Regions from separate parts of the Homo sapiens genome. Here region 1 is linked to region 2. A link is a loop called in an ENCODE intact Hi-C map of the cell type or tissue named here. Cell type or tissue: B cell. All regions are shown on one strand. Links, peaks and the distances in the headings refer to the core of each region. The heading gives the core; the rest is flanking DNA. Region 1 overlaps IQSEC2 (IQ motif and Sec7 domain ArfGEF 2). Region 2 overlaps GPR173 (G protein-coupled receptor 173).

The links. Peaks named below come from ENCODE experiments on the same cell type or tissue, not always from the same donor. Only the 100,000 strongest peaks of a DNase experiment are listed, where the experiment ranks them.
Region 1: it touches region 2 in a loop (5-fold over the local background); 3 of 110 quality-filtered maps call a loop at or near these places.

Annotation. Positions count from the first base shown.
Region 1 is chrX:53,304,949-53,319,522 of GRCh38, reverse strand. All of the region lies in intron 1 of IQSEC2 (IQ motif and Sec7 domain ArfGEF 2), which reads left to right. Among named protein-coding and RNA genes, the nearest start is that of IQSEC2, 9.1 kb to the left of the region's middle. RefSeq lists silencers at 1,778-1,877, 1,888-1,937. In B cell, for the core only: CTCF peaks have their summits at 1,675 and 1,876 (motif pointing left); a DNase peak (open chromatin) is centred at 1,852; H3K27me3 peaks cover 1,283 bases.
Region 2 is chrX:53,060,962-53,075,535 of GRCh38, reverse strand. All of the region lies in intron 1 of GPR173 (G protein-coupled receptor 173), which reads right to left. Among named protein-coding and RNA genes, the nearest start is that of TSPYL2, 14 kb to the left of the region's middle. RefSeq lists an enhancer at 3,550-4,051. In B cell, for the core only: a CTCF peak has its summit at 3,840 (motif pointing left); DNase peaks (open chromatin) are centred at 2,975 and 3,655; H3K4me3 peaks cover 1,193 bases; H3K27ac peaks cover 1,308 bases.

The DNA of each region.
Region 1 (14,574 bases), core at 560-3,059, 250 kb before region 2:
TATTTCTTTTCTGCCGTATTCGAAGGAACACTGAGCTGGGAGTTGGGAGACCTGAGTTCCCCTTCCAGCTCTGCTGCAGATTGGCTTTGTGACCTTGACTGAGTCTCTTTCTCTCTTAGGCCATCAGTTCCCCCGTATCTTTTTAAATGGCAAGGTCTGCCTTGGATGATCTTGAAGTACCCCTCCAGCTCAGATTTGATGGTTCTATGTTTAATCCAGCCACACTACAGAGCAAGTCTGAAGTCCTGTAGCGAATGGACAGGCTTCCCCCTCCTCTCACTGCTCAGCTGGTCCTACCATGTGCCACAACCAGTGGAGTGTCTCTTGGAGGCTGGGCTGGGGGTGGGGAAACCTTCTGCCTCAGGAAATCTGCCGGGAGACAGCTCTCTGCAACTCCCCCGTGGTGAGGCAGCAGGCTGGGGTGCTGGGTTGAGATGGCTGGGCCCCAGGAGCAGCAGCTGTAGCTTGAGGGCTCGGCTGGGCTCCACTGCAGCACACCCTAAGCTGAATTTTAGTGTGGACTGCCCCTGAGGAGTCTGGGGGCAAAGGAAATGGGCTTTCCTGCCCAGGCAGGGCTGCTGCGAGCTCAGTCCGGGAGGACCGACTGTGTGCCTTGGGGCGCCACACTGGAAGAGGGACAGAGGTAGACCAAGGTCCATTCAGGGAGGGTCATGGTGGGCCGGGGGCAGAGGAAGACTGCATGGGGTATGGTCGAGCCTGGCTGCAGAAGACTTTTCTAGAGGGGTCAGGCCTGTGACAGAGGGAGCGGACTCATTATGTGTGGCTTCAGTGAGCAGAACCCGAAACAGTGGGAACATTTGAGATAGATTAGGAAGAACTTTCCAACCTGGCATTCTGGTGGTGCAGTGGACTGCCTCGAGAGGTGGAGGTGGGAGCTGGATGGACCTGGAGCTCTCAGCGGAGCTCGGGTGGGAGTCTGGGAGAACTGGAGGAAGCATGATTCCTGAATCAGGTAGAAAGCCCAGTGAAATGACCTGGGTCGTCCCCAGTTATGGGATTCCATGACTCTGGCTCTCCACCCTGCAGACATTGGTCTGAATCTCTTGGCTGACTGGTTGCCTGTTTGCTCCTGAGCTCCATGTTTCTGCTATCCGTGCAGGCCTACCTCTTGGTCCTTCCCTCTTTTTGTGAACCCCCCCAGGTTGCTTGTTGCGTTTCCTTGCTTTGCATTTCCTACTGGATTAATAAAGGGGTTTAGGTAGTACTTTAAGTTTCTCTCCTGACCATATATTAACTATTTGCACACCCATTATTACCTCTTTTTGACTTCACAACAAGCCTTCTGCAGTGAGTGTTGGCAACTGCATTTTAGAGATGGGGAAACTGAGGCTCCAAGATGAAGGGACCTCACTCAAGGTTACCCTACTAGTTGCTAATGGAGCTGGGACTAGAACCCAAGTCTTCCTGTCTCCAAGGCCTGGTATTTTTTTCTCTAGAGCTCTCCAACCCACAGGAGTCTCTTAGCCTCAGGACCTGGCCTGGCACTGAGCTAGGAGAGGCCAGGAGAGCCTTAGGTCTCTAGAGGATTTGAGCAGGAGGAGATGAGTCTGGGATGAGTGGGGAGTTGACAGCGGCAGGGAAGAAGGCTCTGTCTCCCTCCTTTCCACTCTCCCTCCTGGCCTGGCATCAGGAGGGCCTGTTGATGCAGTAGCCATTGCTGTCACTGCTGCTGCTGCAAGCGACTCCCCTGCTAGGTCTGTTCTGGGTTTGTAAGGAGTGGGTGAGAAGCCGCTGGAAGCGAGGGCAGGCAGGGTGGGAGTTTAGCAGCAGAGGCTGCAGCATTGGGGGAGGCTAGGTAGAGCGGGTACAGGCTGGGCTCTCTTGGTCCCCAGGCTCCCCCTGGTGGAGGAAGAGGGGAGAGTGGTGCCTGGGCCGAGCTGCAGCTTGTTGGGGGGGCCCCGCTGTGCCTAGGGACTTTCTTTAGTCCTCCCAATGATCCCGTGCTTCTGTCACCACGATCCACATTTTACAGCAGAAGAAACTGGGGGATCAGAGAAGTGAAGCCCACCAGAGCTTACATTACTCATAAGACAGACTCCCAATCCTGTGAACTTTCCCTCTACTGCATTGGACATCAGCTGTCATGTCCACCCCCATCCATGTCATCCACCCAGGATTCCCATATCCTCCTGCACCGTCCCCTCTGGACAGGTTCCAGGATGCCAGTATCCCTTCTGCTGTGCTCAGGGTGTGGCCTTTCTAGTGCAGATAGAGTGAGATGCGTCCCTGTCTCCTTTTGGTCCTGGGTCCTCTGTACGCGAAGGTTTTGTTTGCTTGCTTTTTAGTCGTTGGTCCTGACTAATGCTCAGGTCTTTTTACCTGGAATTGTCCACATACCCCCCCAAGCCTGGTTGATTAGAGAATAGCTCTGCTTTTGTTGTTGATCTTGGCTTGGCCCCCTTGCAGTCCTGCCACCTAGAGTGATATATAGGAGTGCTAGGGGCCCCTGCTGAGTTGCTCCACGCTGAAGAGCTGCGTTTCCCACGCTCTTTGCATGGGCCCAGCTCCGGCTCTGCTGTAGGCGGTGGTGGGCTGAAGCTGGTATGGTGGCAACTCTCCTTCCTTTACCCCCACCCCCATCCACCCTGCAAGCTGGCTTACACTTGGAGATAGCAACTAGAGGGGCTGGCCTGGTGGTGTTTTTTTTCTTTTTCTTTTTTTTTTTTTTTTGGTTTTGGTTTGTTTTTGGGACAGGGGTCTTGCTCTGCTGCTCAGGCTGGAGTGCAGTGTTGCGAACATAGCTTACTCAAGTGAGTTCAGGAGTTTGAGGCTGCAGTGAGCAATAATTGCAAAAAAGGAACACCAGGCTGGCCCTTCTAGTTGCTATCCGCCCAATTCTTTTAAGCAGAGACGGGGTCTCTCTGTGTTGCCCAGACTGGTCTCAAACTCCTGGGCTCAAGCGGTCCTCCCTCCTTGGCGTCCCAAAGTGCTGAGCCACCACGCCCGGCCCAACGTGGTATTCTTGACAGCTAGGGCAGTGTATGGTCTACCACATGCTGTCGTCTGCTTGCAGTGGGATGTCAGCATGCTCCCCGCAGGGGCTAAGGCCACTGAGAGACAGCACGTGAGACAGTGAGCCCAGGGAGAGGCTCAGGGAAGTCTCTCCTTTGGGGTCTTGGGTACTTTTCCCAGGGGGTGTCTCTCCTTCCCAGGAGGGAAAACCATTTATCTTCCCTCCCACTGTGTTGTGAGCATTATCTTCGTGTGGGAGGAAATGGTAATGTTGAATTTAATGAGAATGAGAGTCTTGCTTCTCTATCTAGATCTGGGGCAAGAATGGGGTTGTTATCATCTACAAACATTTCTTGGCTGTGTGCACAGCGCAGGAGGGGCCACGAGGCTGAGCAAACACTGCACTCTTAGCGCTTGCAGAACCCCTGCTCCCCTCCATCCAGGGAGACAGGGTTGCAGGCCTAGCCATGCCATAGAGGCAACACTCAGGACAAAATGAGTGGCAAGAATGGTGAGGAGTGGAAGTTCTCAGAGGAAGGAGGGATCAGGCCAGGCCAGGCTGCTGTTTGAGTACCTGGGCGGTGGGTGAGGGATGAGGGGTATGGAAGGAATGTGAGTGGTCCCTTCATGGAGGTGGCAGCTGGGAGGAAGACGTCAGACCAGACTTGCTGCCTGCCCTTTCCTCATCTGTCCCACCCCTGCCTACCAAGGTCTCTGAATTTGCTGGGCGCAGAGTAAAGGCCTGGAGCATGGGGAAGAGGCCACACGTGTACCGAGTGAGTCTCAGCCTTCTGCCAGGCCCCACGCTATGTGACTTTATGTAATAATAGCTAACATTTTTTCACTGCTCTTACTGTGTGCTAAGCACTATTTGTTCTAAGCGCTTTCCATGTATTAATTCATTCAATCTCCACATGAATCCTCTCGTGTAGATATTGTTATTAACTCCATTTTACAGATGAGGAAACTGAGGCCCAGAAAGGTTGGATAGCATACCCAGGATCACTCAATGAATAAGTGGCAGAACTGTGAAGGAGCTGGAGGAGCCCAGGGAGTTGGGCTTCAGGGTCCGCAGTGTTCTAACCCACCCTGGAGCACTACTTCTTACCTCATTTGCACAGAGCCCCTGTCAGATGGGTGTGTTCGTTTGTTTGTTTGTTTTATGAGTTTCACTCTTGTTGCCCAGACTGAAGTGCAATGGCACACTCTTGACTCACTGCAACCTCCACCTCCTGGGCTCAAGCAATTCTCATGCCTCAGCTTCCCGAGTAGCTGGGATTACAAACACGTGCCACCACCCCCGACTAATTTTTGTATTTTTAGTAGAGACGGGGTTTCACCATGTTGGTCAGGCTGGTCTCGAACTCCTGACCTCAGGTGATCCGCCCACCTCTGCCTCCCAAAGTGCTGGGATTACAGGCATGAGCCACTGCGCCCAGCCTATTATCTTCATTTTTTCAGACAAGGAAACAAGGATCAGAGAGGTACAGTGACCTGCCCGAGGTTATTCAGGCAGATGGAGCCCAGAACTGTCTGGCTTCCAAACCTATGGTACACCGCTGCCTCCCGCAGGTGGGCTTTAAAGACATCAGAGCTACTCCAGGTATGTGGCTCTAGCTTCCTCCAACAGAGCTCCCAGGACCCCTGCTCTAGGCAGGCTCCCTCTCACCATCACCCCCTGAATTTTGGCCATGGTCTCCTAGTAGATTGCCCCTCCTGCTCTCTCTCCATCAAGCCTCTGATGAGGTGCAGCCAGACCATGTTCTGCAGTCCAGCTCCAGTAGTTTCACTCTCTCTTTGGCCTGAGAACTCCTCCGCCTGCCCTGCATGGTCTTCTTAGGATCTGTCCCCAGTTTGCCTTTTTCCTCTCGTCTTTGTACAGACTATGCTCCAGCCAGGCTGACCCGTGTGCCCCCCTGGTTAGCCCACTCAGGCCTTCTGCTAGCCTCTAGGTCTTTGCTCATGTTGTTCCCTTCTCTTGGGCTGCTGTACCCAGTTCCCAGGCTGGACTCAGCTGTTACCTCTCCTATGTCTGTTTGCTGGTGTCTCTGATGTTTGGTCTATCCTTGACCCTCTCAATGAGCACATTGCCCCTTTTTATTCCTTCATGGTTGTTTACATCTCATGTCCCCTCTGTTAGACTGAGACCCCCTTCAGATTTACATTTAACTGACATATACTGAGTGCATTTTGTGTGTCAGGTTCTGTGTTAGGTGCTGTGGGCATGAGTGAAGGAGCTAAAAGCTTGGAAACACATAGCACAGCACATAGTAGCTGCTTAATAAATACTGAGTAGATAAATGAATGTCTGATTGAGTCCTGCTGAACTAATAGCCAAAGGTACCTAATTTTTTCTTCCTTCCAGGACTCCTGTAGTAAGAAATGACAACTTCAGAATTCTCTTGGGGTAGGCACAGTAGCTCCCAGCACTTTGGGAGGTCAAGGCGGGAGGATCACTTGTGCCAGGGAGGTTGAGGTTACAGTGAACTATGATTGTGCCACTGCACTCCAGCCTGGGCAACAAATTGAGATCCCATCCCTAAGGAAAAATAAATTCTTTTGGCTTTTCTGTGGCTTTTTTCTCATGCTCCCTGGAGCCATTTTGGCCTTTGCTGTCTCTTCTCACGCTCACCAGCCTTCCGATTCATAGAATGTCAAGGTAGCAGACTTGGACGAGACTTTGGAGACATTTAGACCAATCTGCTGATCATTATCTCTCCCTGCCATGTCAGGCTGTGGTCCTGACCCTCGATGCCAAGTCTTCTGTTCTGAAAGGAGCAAAGAGGCCTGCACAGGACCTGTGTGCAGTTCACTCAGCCCAGTGGGAAGTTGCTTATTTATCCATCAAACCTTTCTTGAGCTCAGACCCTGAGCTGGACATGGTATCTCAGGGTTGACATAAGACTTGGCCCCTCTGCCTCACTCACTGCAGTGTTCCCTGGCAGGATCATAAACATTGGTCATGGGGAAGAATGCTTAGTAAGTGACTTACTTCCTCTTTTGGGGAAGCTCGTTTAGGGCAACATAATTTGCCAGTTACTATAACTTCCTCATGGTATTTGGTTTCTCTCCAAGCCTGCCTGTTGGAAGCATTTACACGGGGAAGCCCATTCCCCAGTGCTTAGTAGCTGAAGCTCTCTGGGACCTTAGCATTCAGAGAAAGTGTGGTGCCATGGAAGGACTTTGTGTAACTCTAGGCAAATCACTTCACTTTCAGAGCCTCAGTTTTCTCAAGTAGTAAATAGGAATAAAACTGTATTTTCTGATGCATGAGATTCATGTTGCCAGCCCCCTACCTCCCTCAAAAAAATTGTATCAGAAAATTTCCTGGCTGCCTGGCATACCGTACATCAAGGTCCTGATCAGGCTGGAAAGCTGAGAATGGAAAATAATACATGAGACTGCCCTGCCCCCTAGAGGCGGAATGTGGCAAACACACAACAATGCAAAGACCGATGCATCGCATCCCTTTCAAAACAAAGATGACAAGCCAGAGCTACACGGCTGATCAGGATTATTCCTCCAACATTTTAGATGTAAATGTATCACTATCATCACCTAATAGGTACCATTTCACTAATGTTTCACTAGTGCATTTCGTTGGAGCGATGTGATTTTTATACCTTTTTAAAGGAGTGATAGGACTGCATATCCAGGCCCTGTGATTTCCTGCTGGATTCCAGGATACAGCATACTGCATTCACCTGAATAAAACCAATATTTTCCTTCATATAACCACTTTAGAATTATTGTCATTATATCTGTGATGAAAAGTACCTAACTTGGCTCTTCCCCCACATTTTCTTATAAATCTGAGAGGCATCTCTCACAACTGTATATCTGATATGCCAGCCAATTCATAAACAACCCATCTCATTGTGATGGTTGTGAAAATTAAATAAGATGACGTAGGTGAAGCGCTGAGCACACAGTATGTGTTTACTCAGCGATAGCCATTATTATTAATAATAACTCTGTAAAGCTCTGTGCTGTGGGAGGACAGGAGGAGAAACCATGTGGCAGCTCACCACATTTCAGAGAGAGAGGTCAGTCCAGTGAACATTGCATGCCAGGATGTGCCATGCCTTGTGCCATCACAGGCAGAGAATTCTATGATTAGTATATAGTTCCTGGCTTCAAGGTGCTCATAATTGGGTGGAGAAGGTGGTGGTGGAAATAGACGATTGCAGTGTGCTATCCAGTGTGTCATGCCAGAGGGGAGCACAGGGGGCCACAGGTGCTCAAAGGAGAGACATCACCCTGGACTGTCAGGGAAGGCTTACTGGAGGAGGTGATACCTGAGCTGAGGCTTGGAGGATGAGTTTGAGTTAGCTAGGTGAAGAAGGACAGCATGTGGGTTGGTGGGAATTGGGGGCAAAAGGGAGGTTAAGGCAGAGGGGCCAGCATGAGCAAACACACAGAGGTATGGGCCCAGCAGGATATGTGTATGGGGAGGTTTTTTGTTTGTTTGTTTTGTTTTTTTATGAGTTCAGTACAAACTAGAGCACAAACAGAGAGACTCGCAGGGGAGTCTGGAGGGTTGGCCGGCTCACATCTTGAGGACACTTCACTAGCAGCGTCAGGAGCTTTCTGCTGTTTTGTTTTTGTGTTGTTTTTGTTTTTATTTTTTTGAGACGGAGTTTTGCTCTTTCGCCCAGGCTGGAGTGAAGTGGCGTGATCTCAGCTCACTGCAGCCTCTTCCCCGCCCCAGGTTCAAGCAATTCTCCTGCCTCAGCCTCCCGAGTAGCTGGGATTACAGGCGTGTGCCACTATGCCTGGCTAATTTTTGTATTTTTAGTAGAGACAGGGTTTTGCCATATTGGCCAGGCTGGTCTCAAACTCCTGACCTCAGGTGAGCCACCTGCCCTGGCCTCCCAAAGTACTAGGATTACAGGCATGAGCCACCATGCCTGGCCAAGTAGCATTTTAAACTGGGGGAGAGGTGCTTATTGTGGTGTGGGAGAACATGTCAAGAGCCACGTTTTGGAGAGATCCCCCTAGAGGGCAGTTTGGAAGATAGATTGGAGGGTATCCAGGGAGGAGGCTGGTACAGCAGTCTAGATGAGAGATGATCAGGCCTGTGCTTGGGCAGTGGGAGTAGAGATAACCTATGTGGGGAGAAAGATGATGATGGAGGGGAGCGCAGCCTGCTCTGGAAGCTCAGAGGAGTGGCAGCGTTCATGACCAGTAGGGTTTTAATAATACCAGCATAGAAATCAAGAAATCACAAGTTGGAAGGACTCTGACAAATCATCCAACTGAAGCTATTCATTTTACAGATGAAAAGACTGAGGCCCAGAGAGAGAAAGGACTTGTATAAGGCCAGTCAGGGTGTGAGCAGAAAAGAGAACGCTGATTAGAAGAGTCACCCTAGTATGAATGCCAGCATTCAGAGCATCTTTTCTTTTCTTTTCTTTTTTTTTTTTTTGAGATGGAGTCTCTCGTTCTGTCACCCAGGCTGGAGTGCAATGGCGCGATCTCGGCTCACTGCAACCTCCGCCTCCTGGGTTCAAGGGATTCTCCTGCCTCAGCCTCCCGAGTAGCTGGGATTACAGGCATGCACCACCACACCCAGCTAATTTTGTATTTTTAGTAGAGACAGGGTTTCTCCATGTTGGTCAGGCTAGTCTCGAACTCCCGACCTCAGGTGATCCGCCCACCTCGGCCTCCCAAAATGTTGGGATTACAGGTGTGAGCCACTGCGCCCAGTGCATCTTTTCTTAAATGTGCTGTTCTCTTTCTCCCCCTAGCTCAGGCCCAGCCTTCTTTCTGCTGTTTTTTGTCTTACGTGGCTTCATTTACTGTAACTGAGGCAGCTCAGAGGCAGTTTCTGGCCTGACAGCCAGGTCTCTCATCCCTGTTTTTCTGTTTTCATGGAAGAGGGTGGACCTGTGTCTGTCTTTAGTATATCCCCATTACCTTGGGCTGGGCAGCTCTACCCCGGGTGTCTTTGTTTTGAGGCTCGATGATATGATACATAAAGAACGAGCTTTGGAGACAGACAGACCTGGATTTGAATCTATGTTCCACCCCAACCCGCAGGATGGCCTCAGCTAGGTCATTTTACCTTTTCTGAATTTTAGTTTTTCTGTAAAATGGGATAACAATGCCTATTATGCCTATTTCTCAAGTTTTTTGTTTGTTTGTTTGCTTGCTTGCTTGTTTTGAGACAGGGTCTCTTTCTATCAGCCAGGCTGGAGAACAGTGGTGCGATCACAGCTCACTGCAGCCTCGACATCCTGGGTTCAAGTGATCCTCCTACCTCAGCCTCCCAAGTTGCTTGGACCACAGACATGCACTACCATGACCGGCTAATTTTTTTTGTAGAGACAGAGTCTCCCTCTGTTGCCTGGGCTGGTCTTGAACTCTTAGGCTCAAGCAATCCTCCCACTTCGGCCCCCTAAAGTGCAGGGATTATAAGCGTGAGCCACCATGCCTGGCATATTTCTCAAGGTTAGCCAAGGTAATTTCGATGGCATTCCCTGATACTGTAGGTGCTCCGTAAATAGATAATTTCGATGGCATTCCCTGATACTGTAGGTGCTCCGTAAATAGTCATTTTTCTTCTCTTTCATGAAATCTCCCATGGACAATGACTTAACGAATCAAAGCTTTGCTTCCCCTGAAAACTGGTATATTTCTTCCTTCCTAATGTGAGGCTGTCATAGCTCATTGTATCTTCCTTTTTGCCTCAGCCACCAGTTAATTTGAAGCATAGCTCTAGCATCTTTGTTGATTTCTTTTTTGGACTTATTTTCGAGTTCAATTTCTATTCTGTGTTCTTGGAGTAAGCACCCTCAAATCCTTTGTGACTCAAGCAGGTATAAATAACTAATGGGTGTAAATAGTTGAATGAAAGTAAGGCTGAAGAGGCTGGACTGGCGATGGTGGGATTTGAAGAGGACCAGAGGTGGAGCAGGCTGGGGCAGCCAAGACAGTATCTGTGTGGATGGCTGTGAGGAACCAAGGGGTTAGTTAGGAGGGGCCAACCCGTCACCCGCCTCTCTTACCTCCTGTTCTCAAAAGAAGCATAGATATTGGAGAACAGGACCTCATGTCACCCAGAATCATCAGCCTGCCCATTTCATATTTACAGTGTGGAAGCCAGAGTTCTAAAGAAAGAGAAGGGCTTGTTTTGACAAACTAAATCAAAGCAATGCACATGCACAATTTTCAAAAGGCAAAGTAGTACATAAGGACTCATGTAGTAAAAAACTGACGTCTTCCTATCCCCTGCTTCTCAGCCCCAGATGCAACCACTTTTCCCATTTAGTTCTTCTGGCGGTAACTTCATATCTCTAAATAACGTGCTTGAATGGGTATTTCCTATTTATCAACTTTAAACATTATCTTGACTTTTTCCTACCATGACAAAATAATTTAGCTTATTTACAACAGCTGACTCTTTCTCAACACTCCTTCCCACTTTTTTTTTTTTTTTTTTTTGAGACAGGGTCTTGCTCAGTGGTCCAGGCTGGAGTACAATGGTGTGATCACAGCTCACTATGACCTCAAACTCCTGAACTCAGGCAATCTTCCTGCCTCAGTCTCCTGAGTAGTTAGGACCACAGGTGCATGCCACTACACCTGGCAAAGTTTTATTTATTTTTTTTTTTTAGAGACGGGGTCTCGCTATGTTGCCCAGTTAGGTCTCGAGCTCCTAGGCTCAAGTGATCCTCATCCTTCGGTCTTCCAGAGTGCTGGGATTGCAGGGGTGAGCCACTGCGCCCGGCCCCTCCCAGATTTTGAGAGTTTTATTATTGTGTGGGCTCCTCTATTAGTTACCTTTGTAACTTTATTAAGTACTATTTTAAACTGACTTCTTATTTCATCAGTTTTCCACAGCATCTCTTGACCACGTACTTTGTAAGACATAGTTATTAGTGCCATCCTTCCCTCCATCTCTCCTTCCCCTCTTCCACCTCCCAGTCTCTATGTTCTGTACTTGTGTATCTAGCAATGTAGATTACATTTGCATTCTATTCTGTAAAAATAATTATGTTTTCAATGCTTTATCTAGAGAGATTGATTATAAAAATTACCTGGCAGTACACTGTTTATGTGATTATGACTATGTCACTATTAGTCATCGCAGGGCCAAATAGTGTACTGTAATTATACCTCATTACTCACAGTTACACAACCTTTGTACTCCCAGGATTGTTTTAAAACTTCATACCGAAATATAATATGAATACAGAAAAGTGCTCATATCAGAAGTGATATGACCATATCACAAGTGATATAGTCACTTTTTACAAACCAAACACCTAGGTAACCAGCATTCAGAACAAGGTCTGTTTTTTATTCACCCTGAATAGTACTCAAGCAGCCCTTTCAGTTTGAAGGACTAAGTCTCTTCTTTTTTTTTTTTTTTTTTTTTTTTGAGATGGAGTCTCGCTCTGTCGCCTAGGCTGGAGTGCGGTGGCGTGATCTTGGCTCACTGCAACCTCTGCCTCCCGGGTTCAAGCGATTCTCCCATCTCAGCCTCTCTAGTAGCTGGGACTACAGGTGCCCACCACTATGCCCGGCTAATGTTTGTATTTTCAGTAGAGATGGAGTTTTGAACTCCTGACCTCAGGTGATCCACTCACCTCAGCCTCCCAAAGTGCTGGGATTATAGGCATGAGCCGCCGTGCCCGGCCTTTTTTTTTTTTTTTTTTTAGACAGGGCCTCACTCTGTTGCATAGGGTGGAGTGCAGTGGCTCAACCTCCACCTGCTGGATTCAAGTGATTCTCCTGCCTCAGCCTCCCGAATAGCTGGGATTACAGGTGTGCACTGCCACGCCTGGCTAATTTGTATTTTTAGTAGAGATGGGGTTTCACCATGTTGGCCAGGTTAGTCTCGAACCCCTGACCTCAAGTGACCTGCCCACCTTGGCCTCCCAAAGTGCTGGGATTACAGGCGTGAGCCACCATACCTGGCCCTCTCCTTATGTTATTTCTTTGATCATTCCCTTCCCTTAATTTGCTCTGTTTTCTTGTTTGGGAATGTCTCTTAGTTGGGTGTTGAACTTCCTGTAGGCTGTTGATCCTGTAGGCTGCTTACCTTTTCTCTCATACTTTCTATTTTATGGTATGTGAATAAGTTAATAGAAAGTCTGACTGAGCCAGGCGTGGTGGCTCATGCCTGTAATCCCAGCACTTTGGGAGGCTGAGGCGGGAGGATCGCTTGAGCCCAGAAGTTCGAGACCAGCCTGGGCAATATGATAACATGATGAAACCCTGTCTCTACAAAAAAAAAAAAAAAAAAAGAAAGAAAGAAAGAAAAAGAAAAAGAAAAAAAAAGAAAGTCTGACTGAGTGGTGAGCTGCCTATGTATCCAGGCTTGCTTGTCCACTCACTGGCTTCATTTTGGCGAGCTGGCAGGGAGTTGGTTGTTATAATCCCCAAAGGCCAGAATGAATAGCACTTTATTTTGGGGGCACCAACATGCCACTAGGTGTCTTGACTCATCCTAGATAGTTTAATTCCTTTAGCAAGCAGCCCTCTGATACTTTGCCTACGGGTGAATGCCAGGCGGCCTGTGTTCTAGGTCTGGGGGTTGGGGTGGCAGGGAAGGAAGGATGTCATATACTTACCTTCCATTTATCCCTGTGTCCAGTGCCGTGGTTCCTCCTACCCTCTCTTGCAGCTACCATCTCCAAGTCTGGAGTCTCTCTGGGCCTCTGCTGGCCTGACTGTCTCCCTCCTCAGCTGCAAGCCCCTAAGTGGTGTTCCTGGATCTTCCTCAACTGTGAACACCCTGCTGTTTGTTTTTTTGCTTCCAGAAATTTGTTGAAATCTCTCACCCACTGATCTCACCCTCTCCCATCCTCCTCCCTGTTATGAGTTCATACTTTATTTTATTCCTTCACTTTCATTATGGTGGGGTCCTGGGAGAGAGAGGAGATAAACATTTATGCCCTTGAGGTGGAAACTAAGGCGAAAGCTACTTTAAAAAATGGTTGTTTTGCTTTTTCAACCCAGACTGAAACTGGAAACTATTAGTAGGCCCCCCACATAGCCAAGCCTGGATGACCTCATTTGGGGTCATCCAAGCTGTGTTGCTTCTGGCCCCAGCCCTTATCATAAGCATTCCTCCATTGGCCTCCAGAGCACCCCTTTCCTCAACCTCTGCTGCCTAGACCATGGAGTCAAGCGAGCCCTCAGCCGAGGAACCGGACACCTGGGTTCTGATCCCAGCCCTGCCCCTGCCTCCCTCTGGACCCCTGGGCCAGCCCCTCCACCTCTCTGGGTGCCCTCTCTGTGGCTTGAGAGGCTCTCCGTCTGCTGTAAGCTGGGCTTTGCCGGGATTGGCTGGGTGCTTGGAGGGCAGCCCAGCCTCTTTGTCCAGGCGGTGGGAGCAAGTGGGCCAGAGATGGGCCCCAAGCACTCGGGGGGGCTTGGAGGCTGAGCTGAGGCTTCTGCAACAGCAGGCTGTGCTAGCTGCTCCCCCTTCCGCCCACTCTTTCCCATCATGGCTGAACCTCTATCTCTCTGCCTCCAGCAGAGAGAGGAGAGAAGGCAGGGCTAGAGAGCTAGTTCTGTTTTCCTTTGCTTCTTCTCTCTCTCTGTCATTGTAGTACCCAGCTGATCTGTGCTACAATACCTGTGCCTAACCGCACCTTCCTTTTTTGGTGTTCCCCCTTTCCGTCCTTGAATGATTGTCTCTTCTAGAAGCGCTCCTTGAGTGTTCATGGGGTGGGGGGCTTTGGGCTGCACTGTGTGGTGGGGAGACAGGAGACAGATGAGGGAGAGGGGCCAAGCTTGCAGGCTGGAATGGGAGATGAAGTGCCACTTGGCTCTGGGATGACAGAAGGAAGCAGCAGCTGTAGCAGTTAAAAGCATTGGTTTTGGAATCAGACAAACCTAGACTTGAATCTCGGCTCTACTACTTATTAGCTGTGTGAGTCTGGGTAAGTCACATTGCTCCTCCGTACCTCAGTGACTGCATCCATACAATGAGAAGAACTACTTTGCACAACAGTTATGAAGACTGTGCAAAGTAGTAGGTACAACTGTGGACCACTGTAGGTGCAACTAAATAGTAACTTTATGGCTGGGCATGGTGGCTCATGTCTGTACTCCCAGCACTTTGGGAGGCCAAGGCAGGATTGCTTGAGGCCAGGAGTTTGAGACCAGCCTGGGCAACATAGCAAGACCCCATCTCTACAAAAAATGAAAAAATTAGCTGGGCGTGGTGGTGTATGCCTGTAGTCTTAGCTACTCGGGAGACTGAGAGCAGAAGATTACTTGAGCCCAGAAGTTCAAGGATGTAGTGAGCTATGATCATGCCACGGCACTCCAGCCTGGGTGACAGAATGAGACCCTGTCTAAAAAAATAAATAAGGCCGGGCGTGGTGGGTCACACTTGTAATCCTAGCACTTTGGGAGGCTGAGGCAGGTGGATCACTTGAGGCCAGGAGTTCGAGACCAGCCTGGCCAATATGGTGATACTCCATCTCTACTAAAAATACAAAAATTAGCTGGATGTGGTGGTGCACACCTGTAATCCCAGCTACTCGGGAGGCTGGGGCACGAGAATCACTTGAACCTGGGAGACAGAAGTTGCAGTGAGCCGAGATTGCACCACTGTACTCCAGCCTGGGTGACAGAGTG
Region 2 (14,574 bases), core at 2,287-4,786:
ATCTGTGTGCCAGGCACTGTTCTAGGTATTGGGGATACAGCTGTGAACTACACAGATAAAGATCCCGGCCCTTGTGGAACCGACATTCTAGATAACAAAGAAGAGACACGGGTGAAGTATAGTATGTCAGATGATGACAAGTTCCTAAGAATAAACATAAAGGAGGGAAGGAAGATAGGAAGTGCTAGGGGTGGGGAAGATGCTGCAGTTTTAGATGAGGTGGACAGGGGAGGCTTCACGGAGGAAGTGTCATCTGAGCACAGACCTAAGGGAGGTGAGAGAGTGAGTCATGCGGATATCTCGGGGAAGAGAAGTCCAGGCAGGGGGAACGGCCAGAGCAAAGGCCCTGAGGTGGGACTCTACATGGCATATTTGAGGAAGAGCAAGGAAGCCACTGTGGGTGGAACACAGTGAGTCAGGGGAATGTGGTGGCAGGTGAGGTCAGAAAGGTGGTGAGGTCAGATCAGGGAGGCCGTGGCGAGAACTTTTTCCTCTGAATGAGATGGGAGTCACGGGAGGATTCTGAGCAGAGGCCAGATGTGGTATGATCTAGGATGGAACAGAATCCCGCTTGCCGTTGTGAAGAGCAGGGGTCATGTGGGGTGTATTAAAAGTAGGGAGACTACTCAGAGGCCCCTGCAGCAATCCAGGTGACAGATAATGCCCCCTCCATGCCACTCTCCCTATTTTGCCTCCTAGAATTTCTCTCTTCTAACACACTATATATTTATATATATATAATTTTATAATATAAAAATTTATATATAAATTATATATATTTATATATAATTATATTTATATATAAATACAAATAAATAAATATAAATATATATTTATATATTTATTTATAATATTTATAAATAAATATATATAAATCTATATTTATAGTTATTTATAAATAAATATATATAAATCTATATTTATAGTTATTTATAAATAAATATATATAAATCTATATTTATAGTTATTTATAAATAAATATATATAAATCTATATTTATAGTTATTTATAAATAAATATATATAAATCTATATTTATAGTTATTTATAAATAAATATATATAAATCTATATTTATAGTTATTTATAAATAAATATATATAAATCTATATAGTTATTTATATATAAATATAAATATATATTTATATATATTTATATATTTATTTATAAATAAATATAAATATATATAAATATATATAAATATACATTTATATATAAATATATATGAATGTATATTTATATATATTTATATGTAAATGTATATTTATATATGAATAAATATAAATGTATATTTATATATATTTCTATATGAATAAATATAAATGTATATTTATATATATTTCTATATGAATAAATATACATGTATATTTATATATATTTCTATATGAATAAATATACATGTATATTTATATATATTTATATAAATGTATATTTATATATTTATATATAAATAAATATACATGTATATTTATATATTTATAAATATATATTTATATTTATATATTTATATATAAATATATATTTATGTATAATATATATTTATGTATATTTATATATAAATATAAATATATATTTATATATAAATATACATAAATATATATTTATATTTATATATAAATATATATTTATATATATATAAATAAATATAAATATATATATAATTATATATAAAATATATAAATTTATATATATAAAATTATATATACAAACTTTTTTATATATATAAAATTTTTTAAATATATAAAAATTATATATATATAATTTTATATATATAATTTACTTTTAAATTTTAGTTTATTGCCTGCCTTGTCCTGTCAGAATGAAAGCTCCACAAAGGCAGGAGTTAAAGACTCACTGACTCTCCTCTGAAAGAACACTACATAGCACATCATGGTAGGCTCTCAGTGACAATATATCAAATGAATTGATTGAGGGATTAAATGGGCTGGGGCTGTGGGTCAGAGAGGGTGCCCTGGAGACATCCAGGCAGGATTAGCTACAACAGCAGCCTGGGGGGTACATCTGGTGGTGAGAGCAGCGCAGCAAAGCTGCAGGAAAGAGGAGAGCTCCGGGAGTGTGGGGATGTGACCAGGTAACAGCACAGGTCCCAGAGGGAAGGCAGTGAGGCAATTGGGCAGAAACTGGGGAAACTCAGGATGATTGTTGGGGCTGGGCTGGGATTAGGGGGTGGAACTTGAGTGGATGTCTTCCTACTCCCTCCCTCCCAGGAAAAGTCTCCCCTCTGCATGGTTTTCCAGCTCAATCCAGCCTGGCCTGCCACAGCCACCTGGTGCCCGGCCTTTTTTTTTTTTTTTTAGACAGTCTCCCTCTGTTGCCCAGGCTGGAGTGCAGTGGCAGAATCTCAGCTCACTGCAACCTCCGGCTACCGGATTCAAGTGATTCTTGTGCCTCAGCCTCCCGAGTAGCCGGAATTACAAGCACACGCACCACCACACCCGGCTAATTTTTGTATTTTTAGTAGAGACAGGGTTTTGTGATGCTAGCCAGGCTGGTCTCCAACTTGTAACCTCAAATGATTCGCCCGCCTTGGCCTCCCAAATTGTTGGGATTACAGGTATGAGCCACTGCGCCCGAGCCAGGCTTTTTAATGGCACCCTGAAATCTCAGAGCCCATGACAGGAGGCCAAACTAGTACTTAGAAAGTGCTAGGGCAGGGGCTGAGCAGAAATGGGGTTGGTGGGCTCCCTTTCAGCCCTTCAAGGCCTGACAGCCCCCTCAGACTGTGGAACAGCCCGCAGCTGGGTGAATGTAAACACACACACACTTACTCTCTTTCTCTCTCTCTCTTTCTCTTTCTCTCTCCTTTACCTTGAGGGGAGGCAGAGGGAAAGGGATAGAGACAGACAGAGACTGAATGTAAGAGAGAGGCCAGAGAGACACAGAGAGAGAGAAGGAGAGAGAGGTGTGTGTGACAGAGACAGACGGAGACACAGGAGGGAGAAAGAGACAGAGAGAGAAACAGAGAAAGGGGAGAGAGATCCTTACATACAGAGAGGAAGAGAGAGACAAAAAGGGGAAGAAGGGTGAAAATGAGAGTGAGAAAAAAGAGACAGAGGCACACACAGAAACCAGCATGCCAGACAGAGAAGGGAGAGAAATAGAGAGAGAGAGAGAGAGAGAGAGCAAGAGAGAGAAAAGGAGAGCAGGGAGAGGGAGAGGGCTAACGCCAGGAAAGAAAGAAAAATAGAGACGGGGTGGGGTGGGGCAGAGATAAGAGAGGGTAGCTGGAGAGAGATAGAGAGAGAGACAGAAATAAAGATGGAGATAGAGAGGGAGACACGGAGAGCCACGCTAAGACCGAGAAGGTGGATAATGCGTAGCCCTGAGTCTCAGTGAAAACAAAAGCTAAAGATAAAACAAAACCCCCCACATCCCCCCCAAACAATAGCAGCAAACAAACACAACCCTGGGAAAGCTCGGGACATTTTACAAACAAGTGAGGAGAGGGTTTTCCTCCGCAGACTGGCAGCTGCAGCCCGGGCCCAGCTGAGGCTCAAGACGCGTGCAAACACAGAACACACGCACACCTGCTCGAGCCCAGACACGTGCACACCCCATCCCCCCATAAACGGTCTACTGCTGTGGACACCCTCAGACAGCAACCCGCTCTTGCATGAGGAACGCGTGCGCACGCATGCAACACACATACACACACACACTCACACATACGCACACGCACTCACACACATATGCACACACGCACACGGAGGCAGAGGTACATCTTGTACTCTGCCGTGTTCACACAGGTACACAGTGTACCCTCTCCGAGCGCCAGCGCTTCGTCCTCAACAAAGGCGTTACTGCCCTCTAGGGGACATTTTGGAAATTTGTGTAGGAGCATTTTTGATGGCCACAGTGCTGGGGTGTAGGGTGTCCTTCTGACATTTAGGAGTCGGGGAGGATGTTGGCCATCCAGTAATATGGGGGAGAGTCCCACGCAGCCAACATGTCCCGCATCCTCTAGGACTTTGGACTTTTAAGTAAGTGAACTTAGAATCTATTTCACAGATAAACACCATTTTTTTTCTCTTGATTTTAACATACCCCGAATTATCCAGGAACGTGGCTGTCATGTAAGTAAAGAGGAGGCTGCACTTTGGTTTGGGATGAGCTTTCCTTAGAGTTGTTGACTATTTTAGAAAATCTCACCTCCAAGGCCTGTGCCTGTCATTTTCCTGCACGTCCTGCCTCTGATGTTTCCCCTTCTCCTAAATCCATAGTTACCCAGTATAAGACATTGGGGGCCGGGCACAGTGGCTCACGCCTGTAATCCCAGCACTTTCAGAAGCGGAGGTGGGCGGATCACCTGAGGCACGGAGTTCGAGACCAGCCTGACCAACATGGAGAAACCCCGTCTCCACTAAAAATAAAAAAATACAAAATTAACAGGGCGTGGTGGCACATGCCTGTAATCCCAGCTACTGGGGAGGCTGAGGCAGGAGAATCACTTGAACCCGGGAGGTGGAGGTTGTGGTGAGCTGAGATTGCGCCATTGCACTCCAGCCTGGACAACAAGAGCGAAACTCCATCTAAAAAAAAAAAAAAAAGACATTGGGAGCCTCTAATCACTTCCTTGAATCTCCTGGGGAGTGTCATGCCCAAGCATTTACATATTGAAATACAAATCGTTTTCTTATAAATCATTTTTCTTTTATTTCTTATTTGTATTATAGTTAATACAAAATGGATATTGTATAAAATATGGATTTTCTTTTTAAATTACATGTGCAGAGGGCCAGGCGTGGTGGCTCACACCAGTAATCCCAGCACTTTGGAAGACTGAGGCGGGTGGATCGCCTGAGGTCAGGGGTTTGAGACCAGCCTGGCCAACATGGTGAAACTCTGTCTCTACTAAAAATACAAAATTAGCTGGGCGTGGTGGCACGAACCTGTAATCCCAGCTACTCGGGAGGCTGAGGCAGGAGAATCACTTGAACCCAGAAGGTGGAGGTTGCAGTGAGCCGAGATAGTGCCATTGCACTCCAGCCTGGGTAACAAGAGTGAAACTCCATCTCAAAAAAAAATTACATATGCAGAGAGATTATATTCCTAAGAACTTCATTTCCAGACAGTAAAGGGGTGTTACAAAATATCTGTTATGTACAAGAGGGCACTGGATATGAGAGGGCTGAGAATTGTTCACATACACAGACACACTCAGATACACACTCACACACATGCAATGGTCCACAAAACCACCTTTGTAACTCCCCTAACACACACATGGATGAACGAGATCTCAAACACTGACAGATAGGTACACACAAGCAAACTTACCCACATATACTTTCATTCACACAGACATATATATACTCATTGACCCAATATAGCTGATGATTCAAATCCTCCCACATATTCAGACACAACACAGATATACACAAAGTTGTATATTAATATTGTCACATAGATAAACACTGTCACGATATTAACACTCAAAGTTACTTACATATGCCAGCAGGCTGACACGCACTTGAACCCTACCATGTGTGTGTATACACACACACATACACACACAGGTATAGTACATAGAATCCCCCTCAGAGACCTATAGATATATATGCACCCAGAAAAAAGCAGGCAAGTAAAAAACTGCCCACATATACACACACATGCTCTAACACAAAGAGACAGATTCAAACTCTCTCACATAGATTAGGTGTGCTCACCAACACAAATATGTATATCCTGGTATATGTACACACACACACCCATTCACATATACACTCCCACCCATGAACAGACTTATAACAGCTCCAACACACACACACAAAGGCACACTCATACACTTTAGCAATACGCAAACAAACACAAAGATAAAAATTGCATATTGTACATATACAGACACACACAAAGACAAGTACACATGGGCAAACATGTGTACACATATAAACTTGCTCACACACAGATACACTTAACTGACATACACATCCTGCAACAGGTATACCGCTGGAGCCAAACCTGCTCATGTGCAGAGACCAGCTAACTCTTGCACTTGTAAGTGGACAAACGAGCAGAGCTGCCCAGCTGGTAGGCTCCTACCACAGCAGAGGGCTAGAGCAAGAATGGCTCCAGAGCAACCATGTGCAAAGAGAGGTGGTAACTGTTTTCATCACTTCCCGTTGAAACATTCCAGATAGTATGATTATTACTTTGCTAGTTTATCATCAGTGAGGTTTTGGAGTTTGGCCTATACCTATGTGGACAATGTTTGTTTTTGTTTTCTTTTCTGTTTTTTTTTTTTTTTAAGAGAAAAGGTCGGCTGGGCACGGTGGCTCACGCCTGTAATCCTAACACTGTGGGAGGCTGAGGCGGGATGATCACTTGAGGCCAGGAGTTGGAGACCAGCCCGGCTAACATGGTGAAACCCTGTCTCTAGTAAAAATACAAAAATTAGCTGGGCGTAGTGGTGCATGCCTGTAATCCCAGCTACTCCGGAGGCTGAGGCAGGAGACTCGCTTGAACCTGAGAGGTGGAGATTGCAGTGAGTGAGCTGAGATCATGCCACTGCACTCCAGCTTGGGTGACAGAGTGAGACTCTGTCTCAAAAAAAAAAAAAAAAAAAAAGAGACAAGGTCTCGCTCAGTCACCCAGGCTGGAGTGCGGTGGTGTAATCATAGCTCACTGCAGCCTCAAACTCCTGAGCTCGAACAATCCTTCTGCCTCAGGCCCCGAAGATGCTGGGATTACAAGCCTGAGCCATCACGCCTAGCCTTCATTTATGAAAAATATTTATTTATTTATTTATTTATTTATACAGGGTCTCGCTCTGTTACCCAGGCTGGAGTGCAGTGGCATGAACCTCAACCTCCTAGGCTCAAGCAATCCTCCTACCTCAGCCTTCAGAGTAGCTGGGACTACAGGGATGTGCCACCATGCCTGGCTAATTTTTTAAGGTTTTTTTTTGGTAGAGATGCAGTCTCACTATGTTGCCCAGGCTAGTCTCAAATTCTTGGGCTCAAGAAGTCCTCCTGCCTCAGCCTCCCAAAGTCTTGGGATTACAGGCATGAACTATTGCACCCCGCCTATTTTTCTTTTAATTTGATTTTCTTCTTATTTTTCCTCAAGTTTCTTTCTTCTACAAAAATAGGAGGGCTGTCTTATCACCAAGAAACAGAGAAAAAATAGAAGCATTGTATGATTGTTGCTATGTGGACTATTATATAGTATAGTATTAGGTGTTTCTAAAGAGAACAGTATTATTTTATTTTTCTGATTGTTACTTTTTTATAAAAAAGTTTTATTATAGAGTATTTCAAACATTAAAAAGTAAAGAGAATACTGTAATGAATCTCAGTGGATCCATTGCCCAGACTTACCAATTACCAACTCATAGCTAGTCTCATTCTGCCTATAACCCTACCCACTTCCCTCACTCCCAGTATTCTGAAGCATATCTGTTATATCATTTCATCCTTAAGTATTTCAGTATCTACTCCTAAAAGGTCAAGACTCTTTTAAAAATATTACGACAATATCATTTTTATCATTTCTTGGTTTATTGATTGATTTACTTGTGATTGGTATTTGATACTAAAAATTAACCAAATCTGATTCCTGGTGGGATTTCATACTTACTATCTTTTGTTTTTACATAAAAATATTTGTCAATAAATGAATGAAGCCCAACAATAGTTTAATTGAGTTGCTTTATGACTTTGTTTCAGAGTGCTGCTTTCTTTTTTTTTTTTTTTTTGAGATGGAGTCTCGCTCTGTCGCCCAGGCGGGAGTGCAGTGGCACGATCTCGGCTCACTGCAAGCTCTGCCTCCCAGGTTCACGCCATTCTCCTGCCTCAGCCTCCCGAGTAGCTGGGACTACAGGCACCTGCCACCATGCCCGGCTAATTTTTTGTATTTTAGTAGAGACGGGGTTTCACTGTGTTAGCCAGGATGGTCTTGATCTCCTGACCTCGTGATCCGCCCGCCTCGACCTCCCAAAGTGCTGGGATTACAGGCGTGAGCCACCGCGCCCCGCCAGAGTGTTGCTTTCTTAAGAATGCAGAGAAAAATCAGTTTTCAGAACTCACAGAGGTCTGCTGACCCCTTCAATAGAAAGATTTGGAATTTTTAAAGCATCTGGCAGTGCAAATTGAGAAACTGGGATCTTTTATGAGATGGGTTAGAATATTTTTAGCTGGAGCTCAACCGGCTAGTGACAGGGTTGTATGATTAACAAGTAAAGCTAAGATGCCCCTCCCAGTAGAATCTCACAGGTTAGCGGTGTGCAGGGAAATTGTGTACACTATTTTTAAGACCAATGAGGTAAAGGGAATAGGAAAGGGGCCATGTTCAATTATTGCTGTTAGGAGATACACTGGTGACAGGTCAAAGGGCATTGAGATGACACTAACTTAGATGTTCAATCAGAAAGGTTTTCATTTTCTACCCATGCATCTATGGGTGTTGACATTGCATAGTTTACAGTACTAGTTAGAAACTTGAAGAGAAGTACAAGAAGCACCAACATAAACTAAGTTTGAAATATTCAAAGTGATACATGAATACTTTGAAATACTGTGGAAACTCCATAAGTCTGTGGACAGATGCTGCTGTTTACAACAGCAGTTTGTTTGGAAAACTCTGAGATTCATTTACTGAGGAGCCCTCACCTGTAAGTTTGTCTATAGGTCTCATTTCCACAGTAAATTATGCCAGATGAATGTAATTAAATCCAAGACATTTCCCACCTGCCTTTCAGCTTTCTGTAAGGAACTGGGATCAGTACACCCTTCCGTGTTGTTTTAAACCCAAATGTGTAGAGATTTGGTAAAAATAATAGTAATAATAATAATAATGAGGTAAAAGAAACATGGCAACATTTCTTTGTGAATGCTTCTCATTTTTCAGATTTTTTTTTTTTGAGTCTCGCTGTTGCCCAGGCTGGAGTGCAGTAGTGCAATCTCAGCTCACTGCAACCTCCGCCTCCTGGGTTCAAGCGATTCTCCTGCCTCTGCCTCCCAAGTAGCTGGGACTACAGGCGCACACTGCCATGCCCAGCTAATTTTTCTTTTTTTTGTATTTTTAGTAGAGACGGGGTTTTACCATGTTGCCCAGGCTGATTTCGAACTTCTGAGCTCAGGCACAGATTTTATGTTTACTGGCTTCAACAAATGGCTTTTTTTGCACACGAATAAAGTTACATAAAAAATGTTAAAGACACTAAAGAATAGCGTGAAGACTACTGACAGAGTTTATGGATTCGAAGCAAAACTTCAACTTAGGAAATGTGAAGTCAAGTATGGTTCCCTGGGTGATGTTTACTTGGTGTTGCAATTTGAATACTAAAGAAGACTTATTAGGGTAAGTAGAGCAATGTCTGCATTCACTTAGGGGAAAAGCTTCATCATTATTTTAAGATACACAAAATGAAAATTTTCTGTTGCATTCAATTTGTGAGCATTTATTTATTTATTTATTTTGGAAACAGGGTCTCACTCTGTCACCCAGGCTGGAGTGCAGTGAGGTGATCATGGCTCACTGCAGCCTCAACCTCCCAGGCTCAAGCAATCCTCCCACCTCAGCCTCCTGAATAGCTGGGATCACAGGCACGCGCCACCATGCCCGGCTAATTTTTGTATTTTTGGTAGAGACAGGGTTTCGTCACGTTGCCCAGGTTGGTCTCAAACTCCTGGGCTCAAGCAATCCTCCCACCTCAGCTTCCCAAAGTGCTGGTATTACAGGCATGAGCCACCGCACCTGGCCTGCATTTGTTACAAGAAATTTCATATTTGATTGAAAGAAAAGAAAGAGATGCTACATTTAAAAAAGAATCCTCCCTTTGAAGCACAAAATTCAAACACTACAAATTATCCAAATTCTGAATATTTGTCGAGAAACGAGTTTTAACCCACTAAAAAATACTCTTTGACCATTTGCTGCAACTTACTTAGGCTAGCAATTTCCTGTTGATGGTGACTACCAAAAGATAGAAAAGATCACGCAGCTATTTCAAGCACAAAACCTTAGTCTCTGCCTGGCCATGACAAGAACAAGAGAATTATAAAAGGGAGGTGGAAAAGGAAGGCACGAATAAGCAGTTGTTCCATTTCTTAAGAAAGGTGGGTATGGTGTGAAAGCACCAGCCATACTCAACACTAGTAACTGCACCTGATGCTTCTGAGAAACCAAAATGTTATCTGATGACCCCAAAGCTTGTGTTTTTGAGGTCAGCTCTGCTGACCTGTAGAATCATGCAGCTACATTTCATACATTCAAGCTAATTACTGAGGGCATTAGGTCAAACATTGGGTTGTGTGTGAGCAATCTCCATGGAATGTGTCTTACCTTCAACAACATGCTTTCCAAGATCAAAAACTGGCAGGCCACAATAGAAGTTTATATCTGTGTCAAAACTACCAATTGTTATTTACTTCATTTCCTTTGTTTGAGCTTTTACCAAGAAACACAATAACTTGATGTAGAAGATCTATGCTCAGCACCAGTGGATTTGCCAAGTCAAGATTAAAATGACCATAAATGAATCAAAGGACCATAAAATAAATCAAACCACTTATGACTTGATCAGAAGTGGGCATGGATGTTGACCACTACAAATTCACATTAGTGAATTTAAAAGTTATGGTCTGCTATGGTTTGAATGTGTCCCCTAAAGTTCATGTGTTAAAAACTTAATCCCCAATGCAACAGTGTTGACAGGTGGGACCTTTAAGAGGTAATGAGGTTATGAGGACTCTTCCCTCATAAATGGATTAATGCTGTTATCACAGGAGTGGGTTGGTTATCACAGAAACGGGTTCCTGATAAAAGGATGAGTTCTACCCACTTCCCTTCTCTCTTTGTCACGTGCACATGCTCTCTTGCCCTTTTGCCTTCCACCATGGGATGATGCAGCAAGAAGGCTCTCACCAGATGTAGCCACATGATCTTGGACAGCCCAGCCTCCAGAATGATAAGAAATAAAATAAAATCTCTGTTCCTTTTTTTTTTTGAGACAGAGTCTTGCTCTGTCACCCAGGCTGGAGTGCAGTGGCATGATCTAGGCTTGCTGCAACCTCTGCCTCCCGGTTTCAAGTGATTTTTGTGCCTCAGCCTCCCAAGTAGCTGGGACTACAGGGGCCTGCCACCAGGATGCCCAGCTAATTTTTGTATTTTTAGTAGAGATGCAGTTTCACCATGTTGGCCAGGCTAGTCTTGAACTCCTGACCTCAAGCAATCCTCCCGCCTTGGCCTACCAAAGCGCTGGGATTACATGTGTGAGCCACTGCGCCTAGCCTAAAATCTCTGTTCTTTACAAATTACCCAGTCTCAAATATTGTTATAGTAGCGCGAAATGGACTAAGAAGATTGGTGCCAAGAATGGGGTTGTTGCTATAATGCCTGAAAATGTGGAAGTGGCTTTGGAACTGGGTAATGGGTAGAGGTTGAAAGAATATGGAGGAGCAGGCTAGAAAAAGCCTGTAAAGCCATAAATAGAGGGTTAAGGGTGATTTTGTGTGAGGCCTCAGAAGAAGACAAGTGCTATAGGGAGAGCCTAAACCTCCTTAGGGATTACTTAAGTGGCCATGATCAGTTCTGATTTCATGTGTTAAAAATGTAATTGCCAAGTGGTTCTGATCATGACCACTTAAGTAATCCCTAAGGAGATTTAGGCTCCTTAGCTTTGTTTCTAATCCCATGATCAGAAATATGGATGGTAAAGGCCATTTTGATGAGGTCTCCGATGGAAATGAGAAATAAGGTATTGGAAACTGGAATAAAAGCCACCTTTGTTATATGCGTGCAAAGATTTGGCAGAATCGTGTTCATGTCCTAGGACTTAGTGGAAGGCAGAATTTAAGAGTCATAAACTAGCATATATAGCAGAAAAAATATCTAAGCAGCAAAATGTTTGAGATGCCACATGACTACTTTTGGCTATGTACAGCAAAATGAGAGAAAAACGATTTAAAGACAGAATTTATAATTAAAAGAGAAGCAGAACAGAAAGATTTGGAAAACTCTCAGCTTGACCATGTAAAAAATACAAAAGCATGTTGGGGAGAGAATACTAAGGGTGTGACCAAGAGACTGCTAAAGAGACTAATATGGGTAGAAGGAAGCCAGATTCTATTCAGAGGCCTTTGAGGCAAGCTAGGATCTTGAGGGCAAGGTTTCTAGAGAGGTACCCCTAGGACTTGAGCATTTGCTGCCCTGTGCCACCTTGGGACTCTGCTCCTTCAATTCTGGAGCAGTACCCCTTGGCTGCCCCTGCTGTGGCTCAAGCAGGCCCAAGTGCAGCTCGACTTGCTGCTCCAGAAAGTATAACCTGTAAACCTTGATGGTGTCCACATGGTGCTAATTCTGTAGGCACACAGAATGCACGAGTTGTGGAACCATGGCTTCCTTTGTCTAGATTTCAAAGAATTTCATGGACAGCCTGGGGAACCAAGCAGAGACTTGTCATAGGGATGGAGCCACTGCAGAGGGCTCCCACTAAGGCAACACTTAGTGGAACTGTGGGAGTGGGGCTGTCCCAAGACCACAGAACTACAGGACCACGAATGTGCAACTCCAGCCTGCGAAGGCTGGAGGCATGAGACTTCAACCCATGAGAGCTGCTGGGTGGACTGAGCCCAGCAAAGCCATAGGGGCAGGGCTGCTCAAGACCTTGGGGGCCCAGCCCAGCTCTAGTGTGCCCAAGATGCAGGACGCAGAGTCAAAGATCATTCTCCAGCTTTAAGACTTAATGTTGGCTGGGCACGGTAATCCCAGCAGTTCGAGAGGCTGAGGTGGGTGGATCGCTTGAGCCCAGGAGTTCAAGACCAGCCTGGGCAACATGGCCAAATCCCATCTCTACAAAAACTCGGGGAGCTGAGGTGAGAGGATCGCTTGAGCCCAGGAGGTTGAAGCTGCAGTGAGCTGTGACACTGTGATCCCATCACTGTACTCCAGCCTGGGTGACAGAGAGGGAGACCTTAACTCAAAAAAAAAAAAAAAAAAAAAAAAAAGAAGAAGACAATGTTTTTTTTTTTTCTGTTGGATTTTGGACTTACTTGGGACCAGTTACCCCTTTCTTCTTGCTTATTTCTCCCTTTTGGAATGGGAATGTCTATCCTATGCCTGTCCCACCATTGTATTTTGGAAGAAAGTAATTTGCTATTTTCATAGGCTAACATCTGGAGAGAAATTTGCCTCAGGATGAATTGCACCTGGAGTCTCTCCTGTCTGATTCAAATGGGACTCTGGACTTTGGAATTTTGAGTTGGTGCTGGAACGAGTCAAGACTTTGGGGCTATTGGGATGGAATTAATCTATTTTAGACATGAGAAGGACATGGATTTTGGGAGTCAAGGAAGAATGCTACGGCTTGAATGTGTCCTCCGAAGTTCATGTGTTGGAAACCTAATCCCCAATGCAGCAGTACTGAGAAGTGAGACCTTTAAGAAGTGATGAGGTAATGAGGACTCTGTCCTCATAAACAGATTAATCCTGTTTTCATGGGAGTGGGTTTCTATCATAAGAAGGGTTCCTGATAAATAGATGAGTTTGGCTCCCTTTTCTTCTCTTCTCTTCTCTTCTCTTCTCTTCTTTCTCTTCCCTTCCCTTCTCTTCTCTCTCTTTCTCTCTCTCATGCAAAAGCGTGTTCTCTTGCCTTTCTGCCCTTCACTATGGGATGACGCAGGAAGGAGGCCCTTGCTAGATGCATGCCCCTCAACCTTGGACTTCCTAGCCTCCAGAACTGTAAGAAAGAAATCTCTGCTTGTTAAAAATTACCCAGTCTCAAGTATTCTGTTAGAGCAGCACAAAACAGACTAAGACATGTTTCTAGAAGTGAGCTCAAGTGTGTCATAAAAAACTGAAAAGATTTCATTTGAAAGTTGTACACAAATTCAATATTTAATAACTCCCCTAAAATTCTGCATTTTAATTTTCTTCCCATAATTGTATAATATGAGGAAAATGTAAGAAATTCCTTTTCACTCAACTCTAGTACCCCTAACCCTCTTCAGTTTACTCCAGTGTGCCATAAAATATTTCACTTTCTCTGTGTCCCAGGTTGTGAATGCCCTAACACATTTACATCTAGTCACATTACATAGAAACACTAGCACATACAGACAGATATGTGCACACGGGGACATGTGTACATGGAAATTCAAATTTGCACTCACATTCAGACCAGCCGATAAGCACAATGAGACACTCATATACAGACACACAAACATTCCCCGTTAACTGCACAGAAGCAGCTAGGCATGCATGTAGATACCCACACACCAGCAAATAGCTCAAAGATACACACGCATACAATATACAGATATAACTATATAACTGCCTTTCTTTCTTTTTTTTTTTTTGAGATGGAGTCTCGCTCTGTCACCCAGGCTGGAGTGCAGTGGCGCAATCTCGGCTCACTACAAACTCTGCCTCCTGGGTCCACGCCATTCTCCTGCCTCAGCCTCCCCAGTAGCTGGGACTACAGGCACCTGCCATCACGCCCGGCTAATTTTTGTTGTGTTTTTTAGTAGAGACAGGGTTTCACCATGTTAGCCAGGATGGTCTCGATCTCCTGACCTGATGTACAAAATGGTATACAGTTAGCCTCAAAAAGGGAGTAA